4 separate regions of the Mus musculus genome follow, and regions 1, 2 and 4 are each linked to region 3. A link is a loop called in an ENCODE intact Hi-C map of the cell type or tissue named here. Cell type or tissue: heart. All regions are shown on one strand.

Region 1 (8,000 bases), 630 kb before region 3:
AGTTATCACAGAGTGTCTTCAGAAATGGCCAATAAAGTGCCATGTAAAGCCACCAGTGGGGACGGGCACAGGACAGGCAGGGGATAGATATGTACACTGTATTCTTTGACTCCCTCCCCTGCCCATTCCCAACCTGGAAGTGGAACCTCAAGGTAGCTTGTGGCCGATAAGCCCTGAAGAGTGGCGCCAGCACTGCCCACGGGAGGCTGTTCTATTGCCTGTTAGGTATGAACCCCATAGTAGGCCTTTCGAGAGCACTGACATTGTTTCAGCCCTCTGCCTTGAGAGGACCTTCCCTATCTCAGCACATCTCCACCCCTGAGTGATCCAGCTGCCTCTTGAGTCACACTGTGTGACTCCGCCTCTCTTTACTCACAGCTCTGCCAGGACCCACTCCCTTGACCTGAATTAATTGACTCCGGAAGCCACATCCTTTTTCCTTCAAAGGCAAGTCTGAAGTCCTCATGCTTCCCTATGCCTTAACAATGGATCAGCTTCTTTCACCCCCTGGCACCCACAGCTTCCACTCCAGAGAAGACAGCAAGGTGCTTAGAGAAACCGAGGCAAAGGCTCTTCCTTTCTTGTTTCTGAGCTCCCCTTCTTTCTCTTCCTTTTTTTTTTTTTGTTTGTTTGTTTGTTTGTTTTTGTTTTTGTTTTTCAAGACAGGGTTTCTCTGTGTAGCCCTGGCTGTCCTGAAACTCACTCTGTAGACCAGGCTGGCCTGGAGCCTGAGCTCCGTCTCTGTATTACTCAGTACTCATACCCAGGATGGGTGCCTGGATAAAGCTCTACCCTTCACCTCTGTCACTGGTCAGGCTCAGTCAGAGCTTCTTCCAAGGCAAACCATTCACAGACTAAACCTGCATATGGAACGACACTAAGCAGAGTTAATGATTATCTGTTTTTAGCAATGGTGTGTGCGTACGCATGTGTGCTTTCTTTCCTTGTCCACTCACTTCCGGGAGACTTGCAGGGACTCTGGACCCCATACAGATAGTACTTGCCCAGATTTGACTAGCCCAGATAGAAAAGAGGATCAGGCCAGTTTTCAACTTGACAGCTTGGTGACCTTTGATAAGATCACCTTTTCTTGGGATCTTAGACCTTGTAATCACGCTCTTCCAGCGGTGACATGCAGTGAGGAAGTGCAGGGAAGTAGGTTAGACAGGAGGAGGACGTAAGCTGTACCAGTTTGGGAAGGGGAAGTATAGACTCTGGGGAGCCTTCTTCACTGATGACTGGACAGATGGCCTCACAAGGGTACCTCTGCCAGCATAACTTACGATTATCCTGATGCCTTTAAGACTTGGGTTCAGGGTAGCCCAGCCCCAAACACACTTCATTTCTTCGATGTTGTTTGGTGTGTTTTGGAAACGGTCTCATTTTGTAGTCCAAGCAGGCCTCAAAAGCTGGGAAGCCATCCCTCTGCGTGAGCCCAGGTTTTGAGGTGGTAAGGTGTGAGCCACCATGCCTGGTTGGAGGAAATTGAGATCTAGGAGCCCGACTTAAACTTAGTATTTCATAGCCTGCAGTGCCTGGAGTAGTTGCATTGTCTCTTGCTGTATCCAATATGGAGAACAACAAAATGAATTCTTCCTGATGTGAGTGTACAAGCCAATGCTACCGTCTCACTAAAGATCACCTGGTCTTACCTATAAACATACTTAGCCAGTTGTCTGGCATGTGCTTGTTAAATGAATGTTACCTAGTGTATCCCTGAGCATAGCTGTCTAATGTCCCTTATTTATAGATGGCTCTTTCCCTTTGGCCTTGTTTTAATTATGACTGGTGAAAAGTTACCTAAAACTAATCAAGATACCAAGTCAAGGCTAAAAGGATGGGGCGTCTCCTAGAATAGTATGAATAGTGTGAATATGTGTGTATTGAGCTCCACACCCGTTCCCACATCCCATTGTGGTCAGGGAAGTCATTTCCTAGAGCACTGGAGCTGTAAGTGTGTGGCTCTGTCGGGATGAATGGTACGAGGACAGGAACTCAGCACAGACAAGGGAGGAAGGCTTGCTATGGAATGAGCAGTAGGCATTGAGGAATAGCACAAGACAGAAGGAAGGCGTTGGAAATCTGCATGAAAAAGTGATAGAAGATCCTGTTGCCCTCCTGACCCAGACATCCTCAGCAGCTAGAAAAGACACAACAGGACTTGAGTACGTTTTAGAAGATGGCTGGCTCTGGGATCATTCTCCAACCCAGCGAAGCTTTTGCTGAAACATCAAACTAGACTTTCCCTTGAGTGAATGTGCTTGCCAACTTATGCCCTGGCTCCACCCATTGGAACAGGAAACTAAAACAGCCCTCCCATTCATTTCCCTCTTCTGTGCCTCCCTCTAGGTGTCTCACCTCCCCACTGTCCACTCCTGAACTTCCAGAAACCTTGGTTGATGAGAAAAATCTGGTGGCCATTTTTAGGCTCCTAAAGGCAATAACAGGCCTTGCAAATGCCTTTCTAAATCCTTGGTTTTGCCTAACATCTCCTGACTGCTGTCCCCATGTGACCTAAATAAACATGATCATGTGAAGCCTGTAAGGCTGTTTGTTTTAAATAGCAAGCATCTCTGCTAAGCCCTGAAGCAGATGGGGTACTGGGGGCAAGGGAAAGGCCAGCATTCAAGTGTGCCTTCATTCCACTTTCACTTCCTCTCCCTGAGAGAAGGGAGATGCTTTCAAAATACTGCTCAGAAAAGTAATTTCTTTTTTGTCACAGAACTGGTCCTTCACAAGATTAGAAGCACTTGGCTTTGTATGATTGCTGTGGGCCACTTGAGGGAGACAGGACAAGCTGGACAGTTTGAGTGAATGGTGTTGGCTTCCATGCAAAACAACAACAAAAAGGCCGGTAGCGCCACCTCTGGCATCTCCATGTTCTGTAGTATGTGTAGGTCAGGTGCAATAACACCCAAAGCAAGTAGACACCAGGATGGAAAGGCAGAGCCTGCACCCCTGTAGGCTTCTAAGAAAAGGCTGCTTAACCTGTAGACAACTGGGCTCTCAAGAGTCTACCTTCTCACTAAAGATCACCTGGTCTTACCTATAAACATACTTAGCCAGTTGTCTGGCATGTGCTTGTTAAATGAATGTTACCTAGTATATCCCTAGTATTTTCCTTTGCTTTAGCTTCTTAGTGACACTGGACATTTGCATAAGAGTTATTCATGCTCAGGTTCACACGCTACAGTTCAATACATCAAGATCAAAGACTCCATTCAGCTGTGCCGGGTGTCTTTCTCTAGGATAAACCTGAAGGGGAAGGGAGACCCGCCACCCTCTTTTGTTCTGTGTTCCTGGCAGCTCCTGAAGTAGGCAGGTAATGTTGGATAGGTTGGATTGTCACGGTGGCCCGCTCTACGATCTTATGGTTGGGTTTCCGGTGCTGTGCGATGGAGCCCAAGATCCTGAAAGCACCGACTGGCATGTCTCCATTTCCCTTGCATTGGCTACCATGGAGGTTGAAGCATTAACAGGTAACTGACTATCCCTAGCACTGAGAGTAATTGCATCGGCTTCGTTGTGCCCATAATATTCTAGTGCTTTTCAATGCTAACTGTACGAATGGAGATTGTATGGCTTTCCACCAAAGAGAGTTCCAGATGTAGGATATTTTTGTTGTCCTAATCAAGAAGATGTAAGTGCTCAGCCCCCTTCCTGAACTGCAGTTTGATAGTTCTTCACTTTTGCGAGGACCCGAGGTGGTAAGAGGCAGCTGGCGGTTGAGAGAGGTCTGACTAGACTACGAGTTGCTCAATGAACAAGGAGCAGTTGGAGTAGTCCCTTCACTTGGGCCTCAGTTTTCTTACCTGCAAAGTGCAATGATTTGGGCAAGCTGACTTCAAAGATCTTTCTGACTGTACCTAGGGACAGTCCTAAGCCCTGCAGCCAAGATAAAGACTGACTGGCGAGCTTAGGAGAGTGCGCGGTTCCAACCCAACACAGTGAGCGACCCCGCCCCGCGCCCAGCGGGCCGCTAGGGTAGCGCGCGGCTTCCGCCCTCCACGTTGTTGTTCCTGATTTAGGCCACGCCTCCTCGGCCTGGGCTTTGGACGCTTCTCCTTTTGATTACTGGTGCCGGGGCCCAACAACGAGGTGCCCTCTAGAGTGGCACACTTTTAGTCCCCACCCATATCAGAAACCGGTGGACAAAGAATTTAGGAGAAGGGAAGTAAGCCCTGGTTTTGAATGGGAGGGTAATGTAAAGCAGGGGATGGACTGCGGAATTCCCCTGTAGGTGTCTCACCCTTCCGTCACCCGGTGGCCCTATCCGCACCCGCTAATACGACCCTGTAGACACTGTCCCTTTAAACCGAAGGCTGGCGGCGCGGGGTGTCCATGTGGAGCTGCTCCATGCCGTGTTGTCCTGCCCGCCCATTGGCGGGCGGCCTGGTGATGTAGCCTAATAGGATGCGAACGCACTGCGGGGGGAGGAACAGAGACAAAATCCGGAACGGGATCAGCTCTCCCGTCCCTCTGTCAGGACTCTAGCAGCCTGCTGTCAGCTCCGCCCAGGGGCGGATCCCGGGGGGAATTGCGACAGACCGGACGGCTGCGGGATTTAGGTCGTGTCTACGTGGGGCGAAGAGACCTAGGGGTCAGACTATAGGTCTCCCTGACCTGTGTCACCGCTGTCTCAGCTAACCGAAGCCTTGGGCTTCCCATTCTCTCAGCAAGGCAGATCCCGCCGTGAATGCCCTAAGCACGCAAACCCCGTTTAACTTGTGGCTGGCCACGGAGAGGAGGGGCAAGTAGGGAAAGCGGAAACAGCGAGGAAGCCTGGTTCCATCTTCTCACCCCCACCCAAGCCACGTGTGCGCGCGCGGTGGGCGGGGCCATCCCTGGCGCGGCCCCGCCCTCAGTGAGACGCCGCGGCCCTGCGGGCGGGGGCTCCGGTCCGGGCTTTGGCTGCGGCCCCGGTGTAGTAGCGGGGGCGGCGGCCGGGGGCAGCGCGGCTCCTTCCCTTGTTGTGTGTGTCGGTGCCTCCTCGCCATCTTGTTGCAAAGCCCTTTCTTGTCGGCGGGACTCCGGGGGCCGCGGGGCGGGAGGCATCGGAAGGGAGGAAGAGGAAGAAGGAAGGAAGAAGGCAGTGCCGCCTTTTTTATTTTTTGCATCAAAATTTTTTTAATTTGCAAATTTTTATTTTGCAAATATTTTGGGAGACATTGATTTTTCTCCCCGTGCTCCCCCGTTCTTTTCTGAGGAGTGCGCTGCGCCGCCCAGCCCTGTCGCCCCCCGGAGGTGATCCCTCCCTCCTGCCGGCCCGCCAGCCTGACCTGTGCTTGGCTCGCGGGCCGCAGCCTCGGCCCCGGCGCGCCCCCGGCTGCTCTCGCCGCGATGAGCATAGAGACGCTACTGGAGGCGGCCCGCTTCCTGGAATGGCAAGCGCAGCAACAACAGAGAGCACGTGGTGAGCGGCCCGGCTGGGCCCCTGGGGCACTGGGCAGAAGGGGAGGCCAGTGACCCCGATCCCTGAACCCACTGGAAATCGCAGGGAGGCCCCTCTATGGCGCGACCTAAAAAGCCGGGCACAAACTCCCCGCAAGAGCTGCCGTCCGGGAGGAGTGATGCGAACGTTGAAAATAATTAATGAATTCATTAACATGCAAAGAAGGACCCAGTTTCTGCGGGTACCACCCTAGCTGACTGGCACCCCCGTACACCTTCAGTGGGGGGCCCCTTAGTTGTGGGCGGGCGGCGCCCTCGCTACCATTGAGGATGTGTGAACCGGGGGATGGGGAGAGGGATGTTGATGTGTGGGGGTGGCAGACCCGCGTGTGCTTGCGTGTGAGCACCAAGATGATGTGTGATGGGAACCGGGGAAGAGCGGATGAACGGACCTGTACACGGGTGTGTTTGTACAGCACACGAGTGGGCGTGTGCGTAACTGAGTGGGGGTGGGGAATACTCTACGCCGAGCTGCTCTTCGGATTCCCTGGCCTGGGCTGGAGGGTGCGGGGAGCGCTCCCGGCAGATCTACGCGCTGCTTGGGGCGGAGGCGGCCTTTGCAGAATGAAATGACATCGCGTGTCTTATGATCCTGGCCAGCCCCGCCTGACCCCGCCTCCCAGAGCTGGGCTGGGTCGCACGTCTAGCTTTGGCTGAGAGCTGCGCTGATTGGGTGCATGTGAGTGTCCCGCGGGTCGCTGGGGGCAGCCCTAGGCCCCCCTGCCTTGCCCTGCTTTAGCCGGTGTGGAATGTGGCGTGTCTGCGCGTTTCAAACCCGCTCTTGGCTGGAATGTTGCGTGTGCCTGCGTCCCAAGCCCGTTGGTTACCCGGACTGCTGACGTAGTCAGGCCCCGCCCCCGACCACGTGCACGGGGGACACTCCCGCTGGGGACTGTGCGGCCCGGCCCCTCCTCACCGCCTCGCGGTTGCCTAGGGGCGGGGTCTGGGCGGGGCTGGCGAGGGGCCTGGAGTCGGGTTGGCCTCCAGCTCTGGTTGCTGGCCATCTCCCAGGGAGAGCCTTTGCCCTGGGTAGGAGGAGCTATGTTCACCTAGGCTCTTGCTGGATCCTCCTGTTTTTGATCCTGTAGCGAGGGAATCCTCAGAATCTCAGGGTGACATCTATAAGTAACATCTCACTGACCCACTAACAGTGTCCCTAAGCCCTTCTGGCAACAACCCGGCCACATTGTTATAAGCTCGCCTAAGAAGGGTAAACTTTGGCGCGCCCTCAGAGGCTAAAAGAGGGTTTATGAGACTGTCATCCACCCGCTTTGGCTATGGTCCCTAGCCTTCGAGTGCTGCTTAAATAGGGGCCGAAGGGAAAAGACCCCCGCTTTCCAGCCTCTTGTGAGGGCCTCAGTTCTGAAGCAGTGTGTGTGCAGTTCCTAGGGATTCCTGGTTCCCCTACCCCCTCAGAACCCTTCAGTCGGTAGTGTTGTGGTGGAGTTCTTCGCCCTCCTTCCCTTTCTTTCTGCCTATTGTTGCTTCAGTGATGAGTCATGCAGGAGGTAGTAGTGTGTGTGTTGTGTGCCCGCGCACAAAGGCGCGCGCGCGCCTGCAGCTTGTTCCGCGCGGTGGGGCGGGAGGAGTGGTAGCCCGCAAGGGGCGGAGGAGCTGCAGGTTCGCAGGCCTTGTCAGACCGAGTAGCCACTCAAGGTCAGGAGTCACTGGAGATTTGCAAGACCCAAGTGCTTAGGTTTTTTGCAGAATGGATGGCTGGGGTATCTGTCCACATGTCCCTCCCCTTTGTGTTTTGAGTCCAGAGCAGGGTCAAGCAAGTGCTGGTGGTTAACCAGAGCGACTAGTATACCCCTCTCAGCGGCGGATGTGGGGAGGGGGAAAATTGAAGAGTTTGAGAGGAAGAGTCATCTGCTGCTACCGTCAACACAATGCAGATCAGGAATACCAATCATACCCCCCCCCCCCCATGTAATCAGGCAGTCTTGGAGAGAGGAACAGGATTGACCCTACTGTTGCCTCTGGGGAACTCTTATTTCACCTTCCAAGCCATATAGAAAAAGGGTGAAGCCCCCCCCCCCCCTTCTGCTGTGCTCTGTTAAGCCTACCTGTAAGGGCATGTGGGTTGGTGGATGCGCCTCTGCAGAGGAACCTGGGAAAAGCCCCCTTAAGAAATCACACAGCCCTTCCCCCAAATAGTGAGAGGTGGGGAGAAGCAGAGTTCAGCACTCAGGTCACAGCTAGCTGGTGTTGGACCAAAGGGTCTTAAAGGATAGATAGGTGGGGACTGGTGAGCCAAATCTACTCCAAGAACTCAAGACCAGATGTGGTTCCCACGGGCTAAAACCTCCACAGGTGATACCAACTTGCCGACCAGAACTGCTCATGCTCTGAGATACTTACTTCAGATGTCCAGCTCTGAGCAGGGTTCTCTTGTCCTCTCCATTCCCACCTACAAGGTCAAGCCTGCCGTGGACCAGCTTGGTCACGTGATGAACCCGGGGGTGTGATGCACATTTAAGCAAGGATGACAGAGAGGAAAGGCCAAGGCCGTGCTAGTGCCCAGAGGAGGGTTGAGCCTGGGTTTTGCC
Region 2 (8,000 bases), 110 kb before region 3:
AATTTAATACATATTACATAATTTATGTATATATTATGAATAATTTATATGCAATATATTTAAATATTTATATGCATAAAGATCTGTATATAAATGTTCAAAGCATCTTCATTTATAATAGCCAAATATATATTTATATATAAAGCCTGTAGTCCCAGCTACTTGGCAGGCAGAAACAGGAAATGACTGAGGCCAGAAGTTCAAAGCCAATCTGTGTAGCGTGACAGTGCTTTTAAAAAAAAAAAAAAAAAAAAAAAAAAAGCAAACCACCAACCAAAGCAAACCCAATGAACTCACTATGTAGCTAAGTATCAACCCCTCTACTGCTACCTCTCAAGTTGGGACATCACTGATCTGGACCAACCATCAAATTACTTTTGTGCGGTGCTGGGGATTAAGTTAGGCAAACTAAGTAATACTCTACCAACTGAGCTATAGCCTTGGACTTTTTTTTATCAGTTTCCTTTTTTCTTACTACATAGTGTCAACTTTCAAATTCTGCCTTAAGAGTTCTTTGTTTATGGGAATTTATGGGAATGTTCCACAGAACCCATCCAGCGGAGTTCTGGCTGTTGTTTTTTAATCTTTATTCATCTTGCGTGTGTGTGTGTGTGTGTGTGTGTGTATGCGCGCGTGCTCAACTTGCAAAATTGCAAAATTCAGTCTCCTCTTTCCACCCTGTAGGTCCTGGGGATCAGACTCTGTTAGGCTTGGTGGTAGGTGCTTTACTGAGCCATCTTACAGGCCCCCCATGGACAACTTTTTCTTTGAAAAGTTGTTTCTGGCTTGGGTGTGATAGCTCACACCTGTGACCCTACCACCACTCAGGAGGAAGAGGTAGGAGGACTAACAGAATTGGAAGCCAGCCTGGACTACACAGTGAGTAAAGGCTATCTATATACTCACCACATGGCAAGACCCCGTTTTAAAACACTGGGCAAGGTGAAACAAAAGTCAATTAATTTCACATAAAGTCAATAGCTTCATTAACGGCCTAGTTATCTTTAAAACTGTATGCAGGTTAGTACTTGGTTTCAATTTTATTACTTTTTCTCTGGAACATTTAAAAGTACTTTAGGGGCTGGAGAGTCAGTTAAGAACAGTGGCTGCTGCCAAAGGACTGGAGTTCACTCCCAAGCACCCAGGTGGCAATCACAACTGTCTGTCATCTAATTCTAGGGGATCTGACACCCTCACAGACTCACAGGCAGTGGAACACCAATGTACATAAAATAATAATTAAAAAAATGAAATAAAATACCAGGCAAGGTGGCACACGCCTTTAACCCCAGCACTCAGGAGGCAGAGGCAGGCAGATTTCTGAATTCGAAGGCAGCCTGGTCTACAGAGTGAGTTCCAGGACAGCCAGGGCTATACAGAGAAACCCTGTCTCAAAAAAAAAAAAAAAAAAGGACTTTAAATTGGGCTGGAGAGATGGATTAAAAGCATTGGCTGCTCTTCCCAGAGGTCCTGGGTTCAATTCCCAGCACTCAAATGGTGGCTCACAACTGTCTATATCAACGCAATCTAACACCCTCTTCAGGCATGCAGGTTACATGTAGACAAAACATCCATATGCATAAAATACATAAGTAAATGAGTCTTTTAATGTATACTAGAAGCTGGGTGGTGGTGCATGCCTTTAATCCCAGCACTTGGGAGGCAGAGGCAGGTGGATCTCTGAGTTGGAGGCCAGCCTGGTCTGAGTAAATAGAGCCTTGTACTTCTACTTATCACTACAGTTACATTTTATAACTTTGGGCCCTAGTGCTTCCATTTTCCACTGTTTGCTTAACCACTGGGGCCTGAAGCTTTTGTGCTGACACTTTTGTTCGCTAATCATCAGGCAACCAATGGTCTCTACACTCCATCACCATCAACACAAACAAAACAAAACACAACACTACGGATCCTGGCATGGTGGAACATCTTTAGCCCCAGTACGTGGGCTTGAGTTCAAGGCCGGCCTGGTCTACATAGCAAGTTCTAGGATAGTAGGGATAGTCTTTAAAACAAAACACTATTTTATTTATGAACAAAACATGTAAAGAAAGAAAAAAAACTGCAAATTTATCTATGAATGAAGTCTAAGTAATACTTCAATATTGGAAATAGCTTTCTAAAATATTTTTATTTAAAGAAAACTCAGCAAATTATTCAAACAACCTTATAAACGTTCGTTATAAAAGTAAAGAATTATTTGCAATTGCCTTAAGGGTCCAAGGTGGCAGCCTCTTAAAATTCAGAACAATCCAAGCTTCACATTCCAGTTCAACATTTCTACAGCCCTAACGTATTCAAATACCTCCATTCTGACAACTGTTTCCCCTCTTCTTTTCTTCTAAGCTGCTTAGATGTCTGTCCCAGGCTTTTCATGATTTTAGTCATTCACACAACTAGCAAACATTATCTAGGGACTAAAACTTGCCAGATACTGGGATATCACCCTAAAGGGGGACTGAAAGTAGCTGCAGGCTACAGTCTCTACAATCTCCTGAATGAAATACAAAGTAGCTAATATTTACCAAATAAACATGTACACCTGTGATGATTGCTAGCTGTACTAGCAGAAGCTAAACACTAAATCTAGAAACTCAGTCCTCCAACTAGCCCCTTGCTCGGCTTCAGCCTCATTTTTACAAACAAGGGAAAGAGTTTGGAATGTTGCCCAAAGCCATACATAAGTGAACAAAAAGGAGTTGGAGTCTCCAAATGCATGGATTTGGGCTAGTTACTTTGCCAACCAACTCAGTAACAACTGAGCTGAACAGGAACACTGTGGTAGCAAAAGAAACTGGAACTATCAATGGCCTCTAGAGCAAAAATATATTTAAAAAGAAAAAAACAAACAAGGCCTGGCAAGGAGACTGTGAGAAGAGTGTGCTGACTGAAATTGACTAGTTCAGCCAACAAAAGACTATTCCAGGGCTGGTGAGATGGCTCAGTGGGTAAGAGCACCCGACTGCTCTTCCGAAGGTCAGGAGTTCAAATCCCAGCAACCACATGGTGGCTCACAACCATCCGTAACAAGATCTGACTCCCTCTTCTGGAGTGTATGAAGACAGCTACAGTGTACTTACATATAATCAATAAATAAATCTTTAAAAAAAAAAAAGACTATTCCAGTGGGGATGGAAAAGTTAAGTGTGGAGTTAAAATATACTTCAACTGGTGATGGACTAGGTGTCCAGAGTCGGGCAAAAGGATGCTCTGTGGTAGAGGTGCCTGCTGTGTAAGCCCAGCTACCTGAGCTCAATCCACAGAATCCACAGCGGAGTGGGAAGAGAAACAACGTCCCAGAGTTGTCCTCTGGCATCCGACGCACATTCGCCATCCCCAAGATGTCATACATATGTGTACATACTACACACTGGCGCACGCGCACACACACTCTTTTTTAAAATTCAGACTTAGAGGGACATAAAGGATTTGCTCTGATATATGTTCAATTGAAAATGACTTTGAAGATAGAGGGCAGATCGAAGGAAGCTCAGCAGGAAAGAATTAATAACATGCAGGTGAAGGGCTATAAACTAGTCTGCAGAGGGCCTTGGCTCGACAAAAAAATCTATGGGGTTTGCCGGTAAAATAAGGAAAAAGTTGTCAACATGAAACACAGAACACTAGCAAGAGAGGAGTGTTAGCAGAAAGAAGCCAACAAGCTCAAACAATTAGGTCGGCTGAAAAATTTTAAAATGTCTTCTGATTTGGCTACTGGGAAGCCACTGGTGACTTCGGTCAGCGTTTTCTCTCTCGTGACCAGAGAGATGTCTAGTAGCAATAATGAGTTAGGAGGATGTAAAAGAAGTAAAACAGCCGAAAACAAGTCCAAAAAGTTTGGGGTGATGGAGAAAGGGAGGAAACAGAGGCCGCCGAAGATAGACAGCGGCATGTTTATTTGTCTTGTTTTCTTAGATGTAAACAAACTAAAAAAACTCGTGAGTTCTTCTGCCAGTACCGGGTTGCCTCCAGCATCCTCTGATGGTCTTAGAGACCCCGGGATGCTCCCCCGCGGCCGTATAATTTCCTCCCTGACGCTCTCCCGATCGACAGCGGCTCCCTCCCCGGGTCCTCTTTGCACCGCTCCAAGGCCGCGCTGCTAGGGCCATCGAGCCCGCTCAGGGTCGTCTCCTTACCTCGATGGCCCCCTCGCTCAGGTGTCCCACCATGGCTGCACCGCTAACTCCCGCGCTCGCGCTCTTGCACCGCCTGAGCTTCTCTGCCGGGGTCCCGCGGGCTGCTCAACGATTGGCTAGAGCAACTGTGCGTGCCGATCCGCCCCCAGCGTGAGCGCGGTGCGAGGGGCGGGCCTAGACGCCGATAGCCACCGCATTGGCTACCGCGCGGCAGGCAGAGCACGTGACTCTTCCGAGGCCGGGTTCGAGGCCTAGTGGCGGGATGGCGGGACGTGAGGGCGGGGCGCTGGGTCGCAGTGCGCCTGTGTCAGCGCGGTGCTACTGAGTTGTTCCCCCGCCAGCTGTCGGAACTTTGCCCGCCCAGTCCTTTGGCGGACAGACAGAATGGCAACCCAGGGAACAGTCGGAGCTCTCCCCTGGTAACTGCTGCTAAATATAGTCAAAGCAGTGACCTGGGTACTTCTTCACGCAGTGCGTGCCCGGCGCCGGTGCCAGGCCCAGAGCTTGGCACTGTGGGATAAACAAGGTAAATCAGACTCAGTCTCCGCCCTCTTGAGTTCCACCTGAGAGTTGTGGCCGCAAGGAACCCAGCCTCAAGGATGGTAGACGCGATATGGGCCACACATGTGGAGCTCCAGAGTGGGGGTCAAAAATCAATCAGGCTTTCGAGAGGCGATGCGGTTTGAACTGAGTTAAAGTGTGTGTAGAAATTTGTCAGGTGGATTCCAGTGAGGATAGTGATGTTCCTAAAAGCCCAAATGGCCTATGCAAAAGTATTGGAGAGCCTGGCGTGCTGGCTGGCTCTGATCTGTTTGTAATCCCAGCCTTTGGGATGTAGAAGCAGCAAAAGTTCAAGGTCACCCTTAACACCGTTGAGTTCGAGGTCAACCTGAACTAAATGAGACCCTGAAAAATCAAAATTTGGGACCCAGGCGTGGTGGCATTCGAGGTAAAAGCAGGCAGATCTCTGAGTTCGAAGCCAGCCAGGCTAACATAAGATCCGGTCTCAAAAAAAAAAAGTAATAAAAATAAAAAGGGAGAGAGGCTATATGAACTGAAAGAAAGACCTGGAGATCAAAACAGAAAACTGAGCCGTCTAAGAAATGAAAATATTTAACTTCATAGTTGCTGGAGTAAGAAGTCTGGAAAACTTTGGGCAACTAAGGTAAACAGGTCTAGAAAGACTGGAATAGTAGCCATCTACTGGTATTTTGATCTCTGTTTGTACAACCACAACCTACTATAGTTTCTCAAACAGTTCCAAAGAATATGTCTGGGTGAATTGGTACCACACCACAGATTAACTCTCCTTCAGCATATCAACAGCTATAGAAAACCCCAGAAGAAATGATTTTGGTTGCGTGTCACTTGGTAGGATGAAATCTCGATTTTCTAGAACTATGCATTAATAGAAAGCTGAATCTTCATGTTCTGACTTTACAGAGCTGCGGCAGCATGGATCTACCGGTGGATGAATGGAAGTCCTACCTACTTAAGAAGTGGGCTTCACTCCCGAAGTCTGTGCAGGACACAATTTCTACAGCAGAGACTTTGAGCGACATCTTCCTTCCTTCTTCTTCCCTTCTTCAGTAAGTGAATGGAAACTTCAGGGAAATTTTGGTCTGGAAAATGTTCTGCCTTGTCATTTGGTCTGAATATCTCTTTTTTATAGGAGAGAGTAGCTTTATATTTTTTATAGTATGGGGCATTTAGCAGTTACTGTTGGTTTTCACGTTTCTCCCTAGTCTGTGATTATAGAATGGGTAGGCATAACTGCTTTCCTCTTTTGGTATGTGTTATACTTAAGTAATTTAGTATCTTGCTGTCGTCCCAGTGCTGTCACTCAAAGGATATGGTGCAGGTTGTGTAGCTGCCCATAGAAGCTCATTCAGTACTAATAGTGAGAAAGAACCCTAGCAATTGTTTAGTTGAGACCCAGAAATTTTCAAATTCTATGGACTGCATTCACTGGTGAGATAGACATTTTATATCACAACCTAGTAAATGTATACATAGGTAGAAGTCTCATTTACTCAGCAAATCTTATTTTTTAATTTTTAATTATCTGAAATTAAAATATAATTACATCATTTCCCTACTTCCTGCCTCCAACCTTCCCATGTACCCCTTCCCACTTTGCTTTGCTCTCTCTTAAATTCATGGCCTCTCTTTTTAAGTTGTGTGTGTGTATGTGTGTATTCCTAAATGCAATCTGCCCATCCATATGATGTTACTTGTGCGTATATGGCTTCAGGACTGACCAGTTTGTTTTGGATAACCAGCTTGGGTGGGGCTTGAAGGGTAGAGGAGTGTTCCCTGGGGAAGACTACCCCCCCCCCAACATTCCTTAGTTGCTTAGAGTTCTTTGTCTAACGTTGGACCCCTGTAAGAATTTTTTCCCCTTTCAGGTTAACCTATATAAATAAGACTTTCAGGCCTTGTTCTTGAGACTTCAGAGGTCTAGAAATGTCCCTGACATTTCTAGGAGATGCAGTCTCACCTCTGACTTTCTTCTTCCTCTGGTTCTTGGAATCTTTCCACCCCCTCTTCCTCCATGTTCCCCGAGCCTTGGGTGCAAGAGTGCTGAGCACCACATGATCACATGTTCAGTAAATATTAGTGCTCTGTGGCAGTCAAGAACATTAATCCCTGCAGTCTGGAGGCAGAGGCAAAAAGATTGTTTCAGCAGCACATATACTAAAAATTGGAACAAAACCAGTCAAAGAACCACACTCACCAGGAAAGGATGTGAATGTGGATGCACCGAGCAGGGTCAGGCAATAGCAGCGAGGTAGCCACGCCCGCTTAGGCTTCTGACCCACCGGACTGTGAGGATCATAACTGGCTGTTGTTTGGAGCTGCTCAGCTTGGGTAGTTTGTTGAACAGAAGTAGAAAACTCGTTGGCAGAGGCTTGAGTGTGATGTGAGCTGATTATATCTTCAAAGAGAGATGATCAAACTAAGCCTGCAGGATAAAGCCATCCAACTGTATGTTTTTCTCCTAGGACCACAGCTAAGGATGGCTTTTTACCAGATAAAAGTTTGCAGTTGATTTTAAGATAAAGAGCACTGGCCATGAACCCTAATTAAACAAAAAAGGACTTTTTTTTTCTTTTTTTAAACAAAGAAGGCCAGTGAGCTGGCACAGGAAGTAAAATGCTTGCCTTCCAAAGATACAAGCCTGACCACCTACTGTGTAAGCCTGACCACCTACTGTGCAAGCTTGATGACTTGAGTTCAATCTCTAGGACCCACACAAAGGTGGAAGCAGAAATCCAATTCCACACACATGCTGTGGAATATGAATAAACACAAAAACACTAATAATTAATAAAAATAATAACAATAATCTAAAAAAGAAACTAATCCCACTGCTGCCATTAGTAAACTTACATTACAAAAAAAATACACTCTGTTATATTTTTTAGTTTTGTCAAAAGGTTTTAGAAATCTCTGCTATAATGAATAACTATAATTAATATCCACTTCTTGGCTTTCAAAGCCTAAGTACTCTAGTTTTCTACACGGAAAGTTTGCTGAGCCCTGATTTTTCTTTTTAATGATTTTCAATTTAAATCTCTTTTTACTTCTGTGTATGTGTGTGTACCATGTGCATGCATGTACATGTGCAGTTTACACATGGTGGTCAGAGGACGGCTTTGGAGAGTAGGTCCTTTGCTTCTACCTCGTGGGTTCTAGGCTTAACCTTAGATCATCAGTCATGGCAGGAAGTGCCACCAGAGCCGATCAGTCTCACTGGTCCTGAGCCCTGCTTTAAAGAACTGCTTGTCTGCTGTGTCAAGGATAGGCAGCAGAAGGAGCCAGGGTAGAAGCAGAGAAGCAGTAACCTCAATAAGAAAATGG
Region 3 (8,000 bases):
AATCCCCCCCCCCCCGGCTTGTTTGTTTGTTCACTTGCTGTTCTCACTGTGTGAGACAGTGCACTTGTGTGGGTGTGTGGGTGGCTGCAAGCATGCATCGGTACACGTGGCACTCAGAGGACATCTTCGGCAAGTTCTTTCCTTAAAGCATGTGACCAGGGAATCAGATTCAGGCTTGGGCAGCAAGCTCTTTTACCTGGTGGACTATTTCACCAACTCGAGTTCAGGGAATCTTTGGAGGTTAGTATTGCAAGCATGTGCCATCATATCCAGCTTGACACTGTGGATTTACAAAGCTATTGCTAAAGCTGTCATGGTGGCTCAAGCCTGTAACCCCAGCAGGAGGCAGAAGCAAGTTCAAGGCCAGCCTGATTTACACATTTCCAGTTCTAGGACAGCCAAGACTACATCATACCATGTCACAAAACGTCAAAGCAAAACAGTTAGGGGCTCTTTTCACACCTATTTAGAATGAGGAAGCTAACCAACCACCTTTGGTAAACTTGTTAAAGATCTCATAAGAAACTTGAATGCCATACAGCAGTGGAACATGCCTTTAGCCCAACACTCTGGAGGCAAAGGCACACAGATCTCTGGGCTTCAAGGTCAGCCTGGTGTACAGAGCTAGTTCCAGGACAGCCAAGGCTACACAGAGAAACTTGTCTCAGAAAAACAAAGAAGATGGAGGAGGAACGTGAGGAGGAGGAGGAGGAGGAGGAGGAGGAGGAGGAGGAGGAGGAGGAGAAGAAGAAGAAGAAGAAGAAGAAGAAGAAGAAGAAGACAACAACGACGACAACACCGCCGCCGCTGCCTCCACTGCCATCCACCTGAGACAGGACTCAAATCCAGACCAATTTTTAAAACCAGTGTTTCAAGCCGGTACACTGAAGTAGTAGTCCCACTTGGGATTATAGCTCCTTACTTTGTTTTGCTTTGACGTTTTGTGACATGGTGTGATGTAGTCTTGGCTGTCCTAGAACTCAATGTGTAAATTAGGCTGGCCTTGAACTTGCTTCTGCCTCCTGCTGGGATGATAGACTGATGGTGTAAAACTCCACTTAGGAGGCAGAGGTGGGAGGATCAGAAATTCAAAGTCATCCTTGGCTATGTTGTGAGTTTGAGGACCAACCTTGGCTACATGATATCCTATCTCAAAAAGAAATAAATGTATTGCCGGGCATGGTGGCACACGCCTTTAATCCCAGCACTTGGGAGGCAGAGGCAGGCAGATTTTCTGAGTTCGAAGCCAGCCTGGTCTACAGAGTGAGTTCCAGGACAGCCAGGGCTACACAGAGAAACCCTGTCTCCAAAAACAAAAAACAAACAAAAAAGTGAACCCCAACAGTACTGCCGGACAGTCTGGTGTCTTTCCTAAGTCTCCTTTCAACTCTGTTTACCCAGGTGTACCCACAAGGTGTGTGAGCAGCTCTATACCCAGAGGTGATACGGTTGTTTGAATGAGAGAAAAGTTTCCCATCAGCTCGGGTGTGTGAATACTCGGTCCCCAGTTGGCAGTATTGGCTGGAGAGGTGATGGGGAGGTGTAGCCTTCCGGTGGAGATGGGCTTTGGGAGTTTAAAGCTTCCTCCACGAAGACCACTGGGCTGATCTTGTTACCAACAGAATTGGATTGGCCTGCTCTTGGCTCCGGCCTCAGTTTATCTAAAATTTACATGTTACCTGATCAAAAACTGTTTCCTCCCCCACCCCTCTCCCTGTCTGTATTCCCTGCCCTCTAGTGGTGCTGGCTGTATACTACACTGGTGATCTTGACTGTATTTCAGTTTACCTCTTGTTCTCTCTCTGCTGACTCTAGAGATGTCCTTTCATGGCTGGGACCTGGCTCAGAAATTTCTAAGGCACTGAGCCTTCCTCCATCTGAACTTTAGGAAACTTCTTGGCTTAAAGGTGTATTTCTGACTTAGTATGCAATGAGACCTTGGAGCCTGCACTTTGTTAAGCACCCTGGGTGGTGGTGGTGGTGGTGGTGGTGGTGGTGGCAGTAGTAGAACTCTGATGAACAGTTAGTTATTCAAGGCCCATCTAGAAAAAGAAAGGCTTTGGGTGCACATGGCTATAACTCAGTGGCGAGAGACGTGCTTCCCATGAATAATAATGATGACGATGAAAATAATTCTCTGTGACTGTTCTCCCCACTTCCCTCTCTCTCACCCTAGCTCTTATCTACCGAATCCCTGCACAAGCACCCATGGGGTTTACAGAATCTGGGGCGGAACGTTAGTCACTTCCCTTCGCCTACTTCAGTATTGTGTTTCCAGAAGTACCCATTTTGGCTAGTCACTGAGGAAAACGGCAGCTGCCTGTGGGCCACCAGCCCATGCCAAGTGAGGTCAGCAAGAAAGAAGCTGACAGCAAATGTGCCAACTGTGGGTCTGCTGGATTTCTACTGTGCTAAGTGGTTTCAAGAAGTTTCTTCTTAACCCCCTACAAGAAACCACAAATTTTATTATCTACACTGTTTTGTAGATGAAGAAAACACCATTCCGAAGCTCACTGCCAGTCAGCACTGGAACTGGAATTTGTTTGGCTAATTCAGTGGTTCTCAACCAGGGTGGATTTGGACTCCCCAGGGGATATTTGGGGACACTTCTGGTCGTCATAATTGGGATCATGTGCTACTGGCACCTAGGGTAGAGGCCAGGGTGGTACTGACCTTCCTACTATGAACAGGGCAGCCATGTACATAAATTCTCTCGATCAAAACATCAACAGTGCTAAGGTTGAGAAATCTCAGGCTGAAACCCTGTCATTTGGCCTTGAGGTGGGTGGGAGGAGGTTAGAGAGTGGAATAAAATCAGAAGGGCCACCACAGAGGCCTCGAGTGAGGAGGGAACAGGGCTCCTATGCTAGGGATAATGGAGAATAGGGCAGCTTGTTGAAACTTTTCTTTCTTCCAAGCTTGGCTAGAGCCCTGCTCAATTTCCCCCAACTCTGCCAAGTCAGTCCCGGGACTTCGCACTAAGTTTGTCCTGGAGTGACCCTGACTCCAGCTTGGAGCTGGGGCAACACATTTACCTGGGTCTTCCCAGGAGTGGGTTAAAAGTCAAAGATAAGTGGCATCTGAGAAGTTAAAAGTGGGGTGAGTGGGTAAAGGCAGGAGGACCCCATCAATCAGCTGACCTAGGAAGGAAGAGAGCAACTGAAGCAGCAAAGAGCTGGTCCAGGAGACTGGATTCTGACCCACTAGGCTTATCTTCCACAGCCTTTCTTGTTTAGGCTTGGGCTCAGTTTCCCTGCATCATCCGCAGGAGCCCCTGGAGCACCCACATTCAGCCGGCCGCCAGGACAGGCTCCCCAGCAGTGGCCTCCCCACTAACTGACAGTGGTGACAGGAAATATCTCCCATTCCAATCTCCTCAGAAGTCTGAATAAGTAAGGGACAGATGTTGGGGAGAGGCGTCACTCTTGGGTTGATGAAGAAAAGATCATGAGAAGCATACATTTTACCCGCTATGGTTGGGGTTCCATTACCACCCATGGCGGGGTTGAGGGGGAAGGGCAGAAAAAAGGAGATGGAGAAGGACAGACACGTAAGAAGGAGGATGTGGTTAGGGCTGATTCGTCCCCTGGGGTCGAACAATCAGCTGTTACTGGGGCGGAAGGCAGGAAGTCTCCTTAAAGACACAATATTCTGAACGTTGAACTCAGGATTTGAAGCAAGCCCAGCAGTCACCTTAGTGGAGCCCATACTTAATTTAACACAGAAGCGGCTATCTCAGGCTTCCCTCTCATTTCTTTGTCTCAGATGCTCTCACTTAGAAAGCTTAGATGCTCTTAGAAATGACTCAAAAGTCAAGAACCCCAGGCCACAAGTTTCTCTTTGGGGGTGGGGAGGGAGTGAAGAGGTGGTCCCAGTCTTGTCCCTTTAAATAAGCAATTCAGCAGCTTTTGCCAAGTCATTGGGTTCATTTCGGTTTTTGCCCATCCCCCGCCTTTCAGACTCTGATTGGCCCCTAGGGAAGGAGCCGCCTCTTCATTGGTCTCCACCTTTGAAATCACTTCCCTAAGTAGGCCTGAGTCAGAGAAGCGTTTCGGAGGGCGGGACTGAATGGGTGTTAATCTTAGAACCGGGTTTCTGGTTGATACTACTTTGGTAAAGATCTTCCCCTAATTTTTAAAAAGACGCTTCCTCTCTAAAAGTGAGGGCGAATCCTTTGTTAAGAACGTGCCCCTTGAGAAGCCGTGGGCTCTTCAGCGACTAAGACGAGACATTCACTAGAAAAGATTTCACTAAACCCACGAGGGATAGACTAGACCTCCAGTGAAGATTGGGCCTGTGCGGGTGACATTTGTCCCTATACCCCGAAGACCTCGAGCTAGCTCTCCAGTGAAGACTGGGGCCGTGCGAGTGACAGTGGTCCCTATACCCCGAAAAAAAAAAAGTCCTATTTGTGGAAAAAAAAAAAGACTTCGGGTGTTCTGCTGCATCGGTGGCTGGCTTCCATCTTTAGTTCTACTCACTCCTGTTGCTTCGCGTGCTCCACCTTCGCTTAGCTCAGGCCTCCTGTGAATCAGTTTTGAGGCTAAAAGAAGTTCCAAGAAGGAGGGGCTGTAGCCCTTTAAGGACTTCCCCGCGACCGAGTCAGAGATCAGTTTAAAAATGCCAACTCACAGAGCGCGCTGCATTCTGGGAAGCTGAGTGTCACCGTAAGAACTTCATTGACCGGAATGCACTGCAAAAATACACGCCTATACTTCCTTCTGCTCTTTAAACTGTAGTTTGACGTAAAGCTGGTCTAAGCAAGTCGCCTAGGCCGAGGGTTAGCCACACCTTTTCAGCCATTGGCCAGTTGGTTAGTTGGTAGGCGTGGCTTAGAGAAGCTCCTCCAGGCAAGGGGGTGGCCTCCTTGCCAATCAGAGCCCAGACGCCTGAATGGGCGGGAGTAAGCAGAGGTGCTGGCGCCCCCGAGTGGGTGTGGTCACGTTGCCCAGCAATGGGCGGTGATTGGCCCTGGGTGGTTCATTCGCAGCTCGTGCGTCACGACGCCGCCAGCTGATCGGAGACTGGAGCCGGTGTGTGCTGGGCGCTGGGAAGAGACAGAGCGGTCGGCCGTGCGGACAGGTCGCAGTGATTTTGCTCCTCTGTCCACAGCAACCCCCGCACCCAGCATCAGGTGGGTGTGATCTGGGGACCCGGTCATCCCGGGGGGAACCGCGGTAACCGGGTGATGGGGAAAGTAGGGTCCTGACGGCCACACCCTGCCCTTCTGGGGGAGGGGAGAGGGGGCGGCGGGGACAGGGGCGCTCTTGGGAGAGGAGCCTGGACTCTCCCGAGTAGTGTGTCTGGACGTTTAAAGAGAGAGTCCCGGACAGGAGTCGTGGCAGAAGGTTTGGAGAAGTAACTGGGGAGGAATATGAGAGGCCAGAGGGCCGGGGGCGTCTAACCCCGACGCCCTTTGGTTTGAGGATGCCCGAGCTGACCATTTAGCCTAGGGAGGATCTGGACGAGCGAGGGGTGCGGAGGTGCATTGCCTCTACCGGCGCTGACTGGGTCAGGGCCAGTTCAAGTCCCTGGCAGGGAAGGGGTCGCTGGGCGGTCCGGCCCCTCCTCTCGTTCCCTCCCGGGGATGTTATGTAAGGGGGGAGGGGAAAGGAGTAGGGGGCGGCGGTGCGGAGGCCTTATGCAACCCAAAGGTTAGGGTTTCACCGCGGGTTGGGCGGAGGTTGGGGGGGCGGACAGGAGGAGTGCCTGGAAACTCTACCCGCACCCCCCCTCCCAGCCTAACTGGCTGTCTTGGACAGAGAGAAGGTCACCTTTGCACCTCCCCCCTAGTATGTCCGGTAGAGAGGCCCCTAGCCCGGGCTTGGCCTGACTGCCTGGGAAGCCGGCTGGCTGGGTGGGGCGCCTGGGTTAGTCATCGCTGGGCTCCCTCTCTCCCCACCTCCTGGCCAACTCTTGGCCCCTCCCCACGGCCTCCGGTTAGGCTAACGTTCCCACCTCCCTCTGGCCCTAGTTTCAGTCTCCAACTCATTTGGCCTGTCACCCTGGCTGTTAGAGTAGGCTAGAAGCTGTCATGGTGCCAGAGAGTTGATGGAGCAGCTGGTCAGAGGGTCAGTGCCCTGGGCCCACCCCGCCCCGCAGCCAAGGGCACCTGCTTGGCACAAACTCTCAGCAGCCAGTGAACCCTGTGGCCTGAACAGAGCTATCCTGGGCAGAGAGAAGTGGACAGAGACTGATCACCTAGGAGAAGGAAGATCCGACAAAGTTTATACTTCCCAAGAGGCTTTTGGAATTTGAAAGTTGCCCACCCTAGTGTAATCTTTCCACTCTCTGAAAATAGAAATCCCAAGGCAAAGTCTCCTTGGCCCTTCTATCTGGCAGTGGCCATGTCCTTGGACTGACTGTGCAGAACCACCCTCTCGGGCTCCCAGCCCTCTAGCCTGCCACGCCCCCAGCCCCCTCCCTGAGCCATGCTGTAGGGCCCCGGCTTTTACTGCTGATTCATGCGTTGGAACTGTGGGGGCGGGGCTTGGAACTTGGAACAAAGTTCAGACGTGGAGGGGCCGGCAGACAGCCTGGAATTCATACCAGATGTACCCGGAATGTGCAAGCGGAATGCCTGGCATCTCTAGTCCTGAGGAAGCTGCCCAGCCACCCTACCCATACCTCCCTCCCCTCCTGCCTTTGGTCAGCTGTCCTCCCTCAGACTCCTGAGAGCCCCTGCTGACCTTCCAACTCTAGTGCCCCTCCCATTTCTAACCCTACACAAACCCTCCTTGCTGCTGAATTCCCTAAGAACAAGTCATTTGAGTTGATCACAGAGCTCATATTTCTGAAGTACATTTTTTTTTTTAACTTGGGACTTGGGTTCTACACCCTGCCCTTTGAATGCCGAAGATGCTGGGCTCCTTAGCAGGTTGCCAAGAGTTGCCAGCTCCTAGTCTGTAAAGGGGCACAAAGCAAGTGCATTTAGAAGCCTCTTGCTTCTTATTCAAGAACCCCTCATTAGAAGGTACTGAAAGTCAGCTAGAGCCAGGTTTGGATGGCCTCTGGGTCGCTGGCCCTGTCACCCAGCTTTCCTGTTTTTTTTTTTCCTCCCCTTCCTTTTAGGAACCTGTGCCTCCCACACCCTCACCTGGCTGAGCCGCAGTAGTTCTTCAGTGGCAAGCTTTATGTCCTGACCCAGCTAAAGCTGCCAGTTGAAGAACTGTTGCCCTCTGCCCCTGGCTTCGTGGAGGAAGAGGAGAAGCAGCAGCTTTGCCTATCATCCGGAAGGTGACAGAACTGGGGTGGGAAGGTCTGGACAGCTGGGGTGATGGCTTTATGGGAGGGAAACCCTGGTCCTCTGGGGAGCCCTTACCCCCACTGGCCCAGTGAAAGATTTAGGTTAAAGGCACTGTCTATAAATTGGGGAATAGGTGACTCCACCTCCCCAAGATTAGTTGATGTCTGTGTGGCAGTGGGAAGAAATAGAAGGAAAAGTCTGTCTGTTTACTGAGACTTCCTTGTAGGCCTGCCTTTCTTATCTTCATCATCACCATGCCAACACACACACACACACACACACACACACACACACATACACACACATACACACACACACACACACACACACTTTCCTTTCCATGAGGTCCAAAAGTAAATGTACTCAGGAAGGGGGACATTGAAACTCCGTTCTAAGTAGTCATTTGTGTATTTACTTTTTTTGTTTATTTGTTTGTTTGTCTTTCGAGACAGGGTTTCTCTGTATAGCCCTGGCTGTCCTGGAACTCACTTTGTAGACTAGGCTGGCCTCGAACTCAGAAATCTGCCTGCCTCTGCCTCCCAAGTGCTGGGATTAAAGGCGTGTGCCACCACCGCCCGGCTGTATTTACATTTCTTTATTTATTTTTAGTCTGGCCCAGATTTTGGGTTTAGGGGTACTTACCCTTACACCTGTGGATTTTTCCACCTGTATAATGGGGAATCCCATAGATAAGTAGGCAGGAGGGCATTAAAAGTCCACCAGTGGTGACTCAGAGCCTGGGCTCTTCTCTTCT
Region 4 (8,000 bases), 49 kb after region 3:
AGTGTGGTGCTGCTTGGCTGTAGGGAGTCTCCACAGTGTGACAGCGTCTTCAGGTCCAGGGGTACAGGTGCTTGCTATCAGGAGTTCAATCTCTAGAACCCACAGGAGGAGGAGAAACCTTCTCTAACTTTGACCTCTGCATTTGCAATGTGATACATGGCTTCCTCCTCCAGAGCAGATACATTTAAAAATTAAAAAGAAATGTTACCGGCTGGAGAGCCATCTGTAACGAGATCTGACTCCCTCTTCTGGAGTGTCTGAAGACAGCTACAGTGTACTTATATAAATAAAATAAATAAATCTTTAAACAACAAAAAAAGAAATCTTACTTGAGGATTATCTTGGCAGAGTATACCCACTGTCTCCCCAAGTCTACTTTGTCATCAGGACAAAAGGGACTTGTGGGAAGGAAGAGCTCCTTCTCTTTTAACTCTCAGTGTCCCCACAGCGTGAATGTGGCGTCACTGACACAGTCAGAAATTCGAGACATCATCCTGGGAATGGAGATCTCGGCGCCATCGCAGCAGCGGCAGCAGATAGCTGAGATTGAAAAGCAGACCAAGGAACAGTCCCAGCTCACTGCTACACAGACTCGAACTGTCAACAAGCACGGTGACGAGATTATCACTTCAACCACTAGCAACTATGAGACCCAGACCTTCTCATCAAAGACTGAATGGAGAGTCAGGTACCGTGGAGGCATGAAGGTGGGATGGGCAGGCCTGTTGATGTTGCTGCATGGGCTTGCGCTGAGATGCTGGCATTCCCTGTCTGTCCTTTAGGGCCATCTCTGCTGCCAACCTGCATCTGCGGACCAATCATATTTATGTTTCATCTGATGACATTAAGGAGACTGGTTATACGTACATTCTTCCGAAAAACGTGCTTAAGAAGTTCATCTGCATATCTGATCTTCGTGCCCAAGTGAGTAGCTATGGCACACACCTGGACCACAGTGTGAGCCCACTTAGTCTGCGTCTGAAATTCACTTGAGAGTTCCAGAACCTTTGAGGTGCTTCTTTCTTTCTTTTTCTTTTTCTTTTTCTTTTTTCTTTCTTTTTTTTTTTTTTTTTGTTTTTTGTTTTTTTTTTTTTTTTTTTTGAGACAGGGTTTCTCTGTATAGCCCTGGCTGTCTTGGAACTCACTCTGTAGACCAGGCTGGTCTTGAACTCAGAGATCTGCCTGCCTCTGCCTCCCAAGTGCTGGGATTAAAAGCATGCGCCACCACGCCCGGTTTTTTTTTGAGGTGCTTATTTCAAAATTTATGGATGAATGAATAACTTTAAAAAGACAGCACAAAGGGGTATCAAAACATTTTGTAAAACTAGGACCTGATGCCCTCTTCTGCTGTGTCTGAAGACAGTGACAGTATACCCACATACATAAAGGAAATTAATATATATTTTTTTAAAGAAAAGTTCTTTTATAACAGAGTTCTATGTGAGTTCGAGGCCAACTTGGTCTACATAGTGAGTTCCAAGACAGCCAGAGCTACATAGCGAGACCCTGTTTCAGAGAGAGAGAGAGAGAGACAGAGAGAGAGAGACAGAGAGACAGATGGCTCAGTGGTTAAGAGCACTGACTGCCCTTCCAGAGGTGCTGAGTTCAAATCCCAGCAACCACATGGTGGCTCACAACCATCTGCAGTGAGATCTGACACCCTCTTCTGGAGTGTCTGAAGATAGCTACAGTGTACTTACATATAATAAATAAATAAATCTTTAAAAAAAAAAAAAAGGCTACAGATATAGAGAAAGCTCAACCACAGAATGCTTACCCGGGATGCATTACCTATGCACACCTGGGTTTGGTTTCTTGAGAAGAAAAAAACCCTGAGGCCGCTGAGGTGGCTCAGTGGGTGAAGCACTTCTCACAGGAGCCGGACAAGCTGAGTTTGATGCTCCAGAACCCCTGTATAGGTGAAAGGAGAGCCTGTCCCATAGAATTTTCCTCTGACCTTCACATACACTCAGTGCCATACAGAATAATAATACATTAAAAACATTTTTGTTTTTGAGACAGGGTTTCTCTGTGTAGCCCTGGCTGTCCTGGAACTCGCTTTGTAGACCAGGCGGGTCTCGAACTCAGAAATCCACCTGCCTCTGCCTCCCAAGTGCTGGGATTAAAGGTGTGTGACACCACGCCCGGCTAAAAATATTTTTGTATGTAGGAGTTTTTTCTGTACACCATATTCAGGCAGTACCTGTAGAGAGCAAAAGAAGGTCCTAAAACTGGAGTTGCAGACAGTTGTAGGCCACCATGTGGCAGGTCCTCTGGAAGAGCAACCAGTACTCTTAACCAGTGAGCCATCTCTCCAGCCCCAACAATAAAATTTTAAAAACTTCTGGCATTCTGGGTTGGTACTAAGAATACCTTCTGATCTCATCTCTAGATTGCAGGATACCTGTATGGGGTGAGCCCTCCAGATAACCCTCAGGTGAAGGAGATCCGTTGTATTGTGATGGTGCCGCAGTGGGGCACGCACCAGACTGTGCACCTGCCCAGCCAGCTGCCCCAGCATGAGTACCTCAAGGTTAGTGGTGGTGGAGCCTGGGAGTGCACTCACTGTCGTGCTACCCTAATGGGGGACATTTGTCTGCAGATGGGTTGAACATCTCTTTATTGCTGTTTGCCTACAGGAGATGGAACCCTTAGGTTGGATCCACACTCAGCCCAATGAATCCCCCCAGCTATCACCCCAAGATGTCACCACTCATGCCAAAATCATGGCTGACAACCCATCTTGGGATGGGGAGAAGACTATTATCATCACGTGCAGGTTGGTGTGGGCCTCTTGGGTGGAAATATTATAGAGCAGGCATTGCAGGCCAGGACCTGGATTGGTGGCTTGAGCGCTTACCCTGTCCCTGTCCCCCCCACCCCAGCTTCACACCAGGCTCCTGCACACTGACAGCCTACAAGCTGACACCCAGTGGGTATGAGTGGGGCCGGCAGAACACAGACAAAGGCAACAACCCCAAAGGCTACCTACCCTCGCACTACGAGAGGGTTCAGATGCTCCTGTCTGACCGATTCCTCGGCTTCTTCATGGTCCCCGCCCAGTCCTCCTGGAACTACAACTTTATGGGTACGTGGTTGTGTGTGCCTAGGAAGTGTGGGGTAGAGACAGGTGACCAGCATGCTTGGTCATCTTGTCATCTTGAGGTCTGGCTGCCTTGGAAACGGTCCAGGGGCCCAGGCTGGGTGAGGCAGGCAGAACCTTATTAACTTCTGATGTTTCCCCTCCCATTAGGTGTTCGACATGATCCCAACATGAAATACGAGCTGCAGCTGGCAAACCCCAAGGAATTCTACCATGAGGTCCACAGGCCCTCCCACTTCCTCAACTTCGCCCTTCTGCAGGAGGGTGAGGTCTACTCTGCAGACAGAGAGGACCTCTATGCCTAGTTACTTCCTTCTGCTTCAGATCCCCAAAGCCTGGAGCCTCTTGAACGCCCTCCCCAGACAAGCTGCTGACATTCAGCAGTCAGCCCCTTTGCGTTCTGTGCTTGTGTTGTTGATAGATTGTAATCCTGAACAAAATGTAATAAATTTTATAAATAGTGCTTTTGTTTTCTTGCTGTTATGAGGTCAAATTCTGGGCATAGGCGTTTGAGGATTGGGGACTAGCTTGGGCAGTTGACAGCAAGGTACTGGGCCCTGCCTTCAGAGCCTTGAGGCCTTCTCCGCTGGAGGCTTAGAGGCTCCCTAGACTCAGGGAGCTGAGTTGGGGCTGGCTTATTACTTTGAGCATATTTGCTGGTTTCTCTGTAAAAGTACTTGGAGTCTACCTATTTTCAACATCACTTCTTGGACTGTGTGGTCCTCCTATAGCTGTAGTGCCCGGTCTCGTTCATTTTTGTAAACTGTGTGGTTCCTAGTGGGGGAACATACTTAAGTGACTGTCCCTGCAGTCCAGTAGAGGCTGTTTGCTGACCTTCAGTCTTTCACCTCTTGGCAGCCAAGTCCAGGGGTGGAGCCCGGGTCAGGCGCTATGGGGAGGGCTTGCCTGAAGTGACCACTTACAGCTCTAGTCCTCAACTCTTGGATACCTGCCTGGAAGTTGGCCGACCTGTATCCAGTGACCTTGTAGGGCACAGGGAGCCCAGAGCACTCTCCCACTCCAGGGCCTTTTTCCCTATTTGTTCCTCCCGGGTTGCTTCTACCCCGCCCCTTATGGCCCTAAACTTCCTGGGCCGGAACTGTTAAGCTTTTTCCTGCACCAGTTAAGGGTGTGGGTGGCTTTTGACCTTAAGAGAGGAAAAAATGGAGCCCAGGAGGGCAGCGCCCAGGCTACCCAGTCAGGCCTCTTCTTCAGTGGGCGCAGGGTCAGCCGCCGAGCTCGTGTACCATCTAGCGGGGGCTCTGGGCACTGAGCTACAGGGGCTGGCACGCCGCTTCGGACCCGACGCGGCGGCTGGGCTGGTGCCACTAGTCGTGCGGGCGCTGGAGCTCTTGGAAAAGGCCGCCGTGGGGCCGGCTCCGGACTCGGTGAGTCACCGGCTCCTCCTTTTACCCCTGAGAGCCGGCAGGCCTAACCCTGAGACCCCTGGCTCCCCCAGCTGCAGGTGTCCGCACAGCAGGCAGAAGTGGAGCTGCGGCGGCTGCGCGAGGAGAACCAACGCCTCCGCCAGGAGCTAGGCTCCGGGCCGCAGGGTGAGTGAGGGTCCCACCGGAGCAGAGCGAGCTGGGGGCAGCCGGGGCCTGCGTACCCCAGAGATCGGTAGTGCTAAAGACACCCCTTCCTCAGAGGAGCGCGCGCTGCTCCGACAGCTCAAGGAGGTGACAGACAGACAGCGGGATGAGCTTCGGGCACACAACCGAGATCTGCAGCGCCGAAGCCAAGAGACCGAAGCGGTGAGGGCGGGGCCAGGCGGAGTGGGGTGGGGCCGCTACGGCCCTCGGAGCCCCGCCCCTAGCTCTCTCGCTCCACCCCCTAGCTGCAGGAACAGCTACAGCGCCTCCTGCTGATCAACTCTGAGCTGCGGCACAAGCTGGCTGCAGTGCAGACCCAGTTGAGGGCCGCCCAGGACCGGGAGAGGGAGCGCCAGATAGCTCAGGATGGCTCCAGCCAGCTGGCTAAAGAACAGAGCTTGGAACCTGATGCGGCAACCTCAGATGACCCGGTAAGAGACGGAGCGAAGTCAAAATACATCCCAGAGCTCACAGCATTCAGCAGTTGATGACCCAGCCTGGGTTTACCTGGCATGGATGTACCATGCAGTATAGAAGGTACCCAGGAAGTTGGAAGGTAGCAACAGCAGTTGTGTGCTATGTACACCTATGTAGCAGCAACTTTGTCCTCTAAGTTTTCCCAGCAGACACTTCCCATAATATTATTGTGAGCGCTGGGACTTAGGGAAGAGCTAAGACAGACTGCTCTCTGACCATTCCTGACCTTGTACAGGTGGATACTCAGAAGCAGCCAGGGAACCTTCCAGAAGCTGTCCAGTGTGGATTCAGCAGGGAAGAGCTTAAGCAAATCCTTCAGGAGCGGAATGAGCTCAAAGCCAACGTGTTCTTGCTCAAGGAGGAGTTGGCGTACTTCCAGCGGTGAGGGACTGGAAGCCAGGATGCCTGTTCCTGGTCACCCCACCTTATTTTTTGGATCGTTTATAGATCAGCAGTGACAATTGCCAGGGTCCTGCTCAGGCACTGGGAAGAAGTAACTTCCACAGTCCTTGCCCTTCTGGAACCTCACTCAAACAGGGCAGCACCAGGGGTCACCAAACTGAAGCAGCAAGCCTTATCCTTAGGAGGGGCCATCTAAGCTCATTTCAGAGGTGTTGGCGGTATAGAGCTTTCACGGGTTTCCAGGGGAAACAGTGAGCAGAGCTCAGGTACTTGATTGACACCTCCTGTTGGCCTTCCCACTTTCTTCCCTTCCTGCTTCTCTAGAGAGCTGCTCACAGATCACCGTGTTCCTGGGCTTCTGCTTGAAGCCATGAAGGTGGCAGTCAAGAAACAGAGGAGGAAGATCAAGGCCAAGATGTTAGGGACACCTGAAGAAGCAGAGAGCAGGTAAGATCCTGCCTCTGTGCTCACCAAACGAACCCCTTGGCCTGCTGCAGTTCTGCTGTGCCCAGTGATACAACTTAGCTGTGCCTGGCACCTCACTCAGCCTGCTCTCCAGCTGCCGTCCTTTCCTCTGGAATCCACTGCTCCCGCTTGCCCCGGCTGCTATGCCTCCTGCTGAAGAAACTGTCCATGCTACTTCTCCAGACTCATGTTTCCTTCCTTGGCTGGATCTCTTTACTAAAGGAAGCTATGCAGTCTTGTGAGGGGCTGTTGTCTGCCTGGTTATAAAGAGTCCCTGATCCCCTCACTGTCCCCTCTCCAGCCCTGAGGCCTCTGTAGTCACTCCATCCTCCCCTGATGTTCCTGAAAGTCCTTCAGGAGGTTCCACACAAGCTGGACTCATAGTATCCCTTAGGCCCTGATATACAGCCCTTTCATTTCTTTATCCTAGTGAGGATGAGGATGGCTCGTGGCTCCTGCTCTCCAACGACAAGGAAGATGTTCCCCTAGTTCCTGAGTCCAGAATCCAGAATTTGTATGTTGGAGGAGGGGAGGGAGGAAGGTGAAGGAGGGGCCTGCCTGGATCTTCTCCACTCTTTCTTTCCACTCCACTGCCTTTCACGCTGTTCTAAGATCTGTCTTCCCACCTGCTTCTCTGTCCTCTGTGCCTTCATTTCCCTGTGACCTATGCTGTCCTCTTTCCTCCAGAACCCCCTTTTCACCTTTCTGGACCCTCGGCCTGCATCCTTGACATCTCTGCCTCCCCGGCTCAATGCACCTCTCTTGGCTTCCCTTCCAGCTTTGGCTTATGGTATCGGGGTGAAACTGAGGCCCCTGAAGCCGAGACCAGCAACCCAGCTTCCAGCAGCCTACAGAAAGGAGAAGAGACCCCACAGCAACCCCACCTGCAGCCTGTGAACAGCCCTCCAGCCCCCAACTCCTGACTAGTCCCCTGCTTTCAATGAACATCTTGGTCTGAGGGCTTCAGCTATGCAGGAGGCTTAACTCTGGATTCCAGCTAACTGTGTGTGGATGTGTGACCTCAAATGAGGATGTGGCTCCCCACTTAAACCTCGCCTGTACTAGCTATGGTGGAACGTCAGCCTGTCTCCCATTCTTGACATCTCTGTACCACACTTTACAGACATAAAGGGATCTCTGAGCTCTGCTTTTCCCCATTGTGAGACAGAGGACTGCCTGCCTGCCTGCCTGCCTCGCTGGGGCTTGTGCAGGTGACCAGTGCAATAAATAACCATAATACCCCTAAAATGTTCTCAGTCTGTCTGTCTGTCTGTCGGTGGTCCATGTTAGGTCCCAGCCCTGCCAGGAACAATGGTGATGTTTCTTTAGAAGGTCTCCTCTGCTCCTCACTGAGGATAAGGAACGTCTCCTTATTTGGGGGGTATGGCTCCTACCCCCACCCTATTCCTTTGCCTATCTCTAGTGTTTCAGGGACCTGTGGCTTCAATCTTTTGGCCCTCTCCTGCCTAAATCCACTCAGTTTTCACCATCAGCCCTATTTTCCCTTTCGTTTCTATGTGCTAAGCTGCCTGCCCTCTCGGGGAGGTGCCTCGTAGCAGCCCGCCCCTCTATCCTGGCTTCCTCAGGAAAAGCCTTGGGAGGAAGCAGGGAGGGGGTTGGGAGCTGTGGGGACCAGATCAAACCAGGCCCTCCTACCATGCTGGCCGCCATGGGACTAGAGCTGGTGTTCTCACTGTTGCTGCTCTGGACTCAGGGGACCCAGGGATCCACGCTAGACCCTGCTGGTCAGCACGTCTGTAAAGGCAGCAGGTGGGTCTTCTGGGAGTCCGGCTGGTATGGTGGCTGACTAGTGTTGGGTATTTTGGAAAATAAAGAGGTGGGTGGGAGGGTCATGGGCCTCAAGAAAGGGACTTTGAGAGGCAGCCTGGCAGATGATAGATGGTCACGCAGATGGTGGGAAGGTCAGGGAAGGGAAAAAGGAGGGTTGGGGACATGGATAC

Evidence for each region. Peaks named below come from ENCODE experiments on the same cell type or tissue, not always from the same donor. Only the 100,000 strongest peaks of a DNase experiment are listed, where the experiment ranks them.
Region 1: a loop joins it to region 3, with 7 times the contacts of the local background. A loop is called at or near these places in 2 of 42 quality-filtered maps.
Region 2: it touches region 3 in a loop (2.3-fold over the local background); 2 of 42 quality-filtered maps call a loop at or near these places.
Region 4: it touches region 3 in a loop (8-fold over the local background); 9 of 42 quality-filtered maps call a loop at or near these places.

What each region holds. Positions count from the first base shown.
Region 1 is chr11:74,825,989-74,833,988 of GRCm38, forward strand. Mnt (max binding protein) reads left to right here and starts at 4,936. Exons shown (of 6, transcript NM_010813.3): 1 at 4,936-5,413. The coding sequence starts at 5,341. It also overlaps a transcript of Mettl16 not described here. In heart, CTCF peaks have their summits at 3,980 and 4,978; DNase peaks (open chromatin) are centred at 4,423, 4,873, 6,273, 7,013 and 7 weaker places; H3K4me3 peaks cover 4,896 bases; H3K27ac peaks cover 4,585 bases.
Region 2 is chr11:75,344,090-75,352,089 of GRCm38, forward strand. It overlaps Rpa1 (replication protein A1), which reads right to left and starts at 4,294. Exons shown (of 17, transcript NM_026653.2): 1 at 4,137-4,294. The coding sequence starts at 4,169. It overlaps Smyd4 (SET and MYND domain containing 4), which reads left to right and starts at 4,344. Exons shown (of 11, transcript NM_001102611.1): 1 at 4,344-4,662; 2 at 5,580-5,725. The coding sequence starts at 5,592. In heart, no CTCF peak of the experiment used is centred here; a DNase peak (open chromatin) is centred at 4,412; H3K4me3 peaks cover 2,110 bases; H3K27ac peaks cover 1,744 bases.
Region 3 is chr11:75,456,622-75,464,621 of GRCm38, forward strand. Mir22hg (Mir22 host gene (non-protein coding)) reads left to right here and starts at 4,918. Exons shown (of 3, transcript NR_030711.1): 1 at 4,918-5,134; 2 at 7,072-7,236. Mir22 (microRNA 22) reads left to right here and starts at 7,095; the gene lies at 7,095-7,189. In heart, a CTCF peak has its summit at 1,753 (motif pointing left); DNase peaks (open chromatin) are centred at 3,930, 4,880, 5,910, 6,500 and 5 weaker places; H3K4me3 peaks cover 4,331 bases; H3K27ac peaks cover 5,177 bases.
Region 4 is chr11:75,505,882-75,513,881 of GRCm38, forward strand. Prpf8 (pre-mRNA processing factor 8) reads left to right here. Exons shown (of 42, transcript NM_138659.2): 37 at 449-688; 38 at 783-924; 39 at 2,393-2,533; 40 at 2,640-2,779; 41 at 2,886-3,088; 42 at 3,254-3,566. The coding sequence ends at 3,408. It overlaps Rilp (Rab interacting lysosomal protein), which reads left to right and starts at 4,213. Exons shown (of 8, transcript NM_001029938.2): 1 at 4,213-4,491; 2 at 4,563-4,656; 3 at 4,751-4,857; 4 at 4,941-5,126; 5 at 5,408-5,553; 6 at 5,899-6,021; 7 at 6,470-6,553; 8 at 6,818-7,287. The coding sequence starts at 4,267. The coding sequence ends at 6,962. Scarf1 (scavenger receptor class F, member 1) reads left to right here and starts at 7,660. Exons shown (of 11, transcript NM_001004157.2): 1 at 7,660-7,809. The coding sequence starts at 7,697. In heart, CTCF peaks have their summits at 4,358 and 4,973 (motif pointing left); DNase peaks (open chromatin) are centred at 4,110, 4,920, 5,570, 7,630 and 3 weaker places; H3K4me3 peaks cover 2,425 bases; H3K27ac peaks cover 2,770 bases.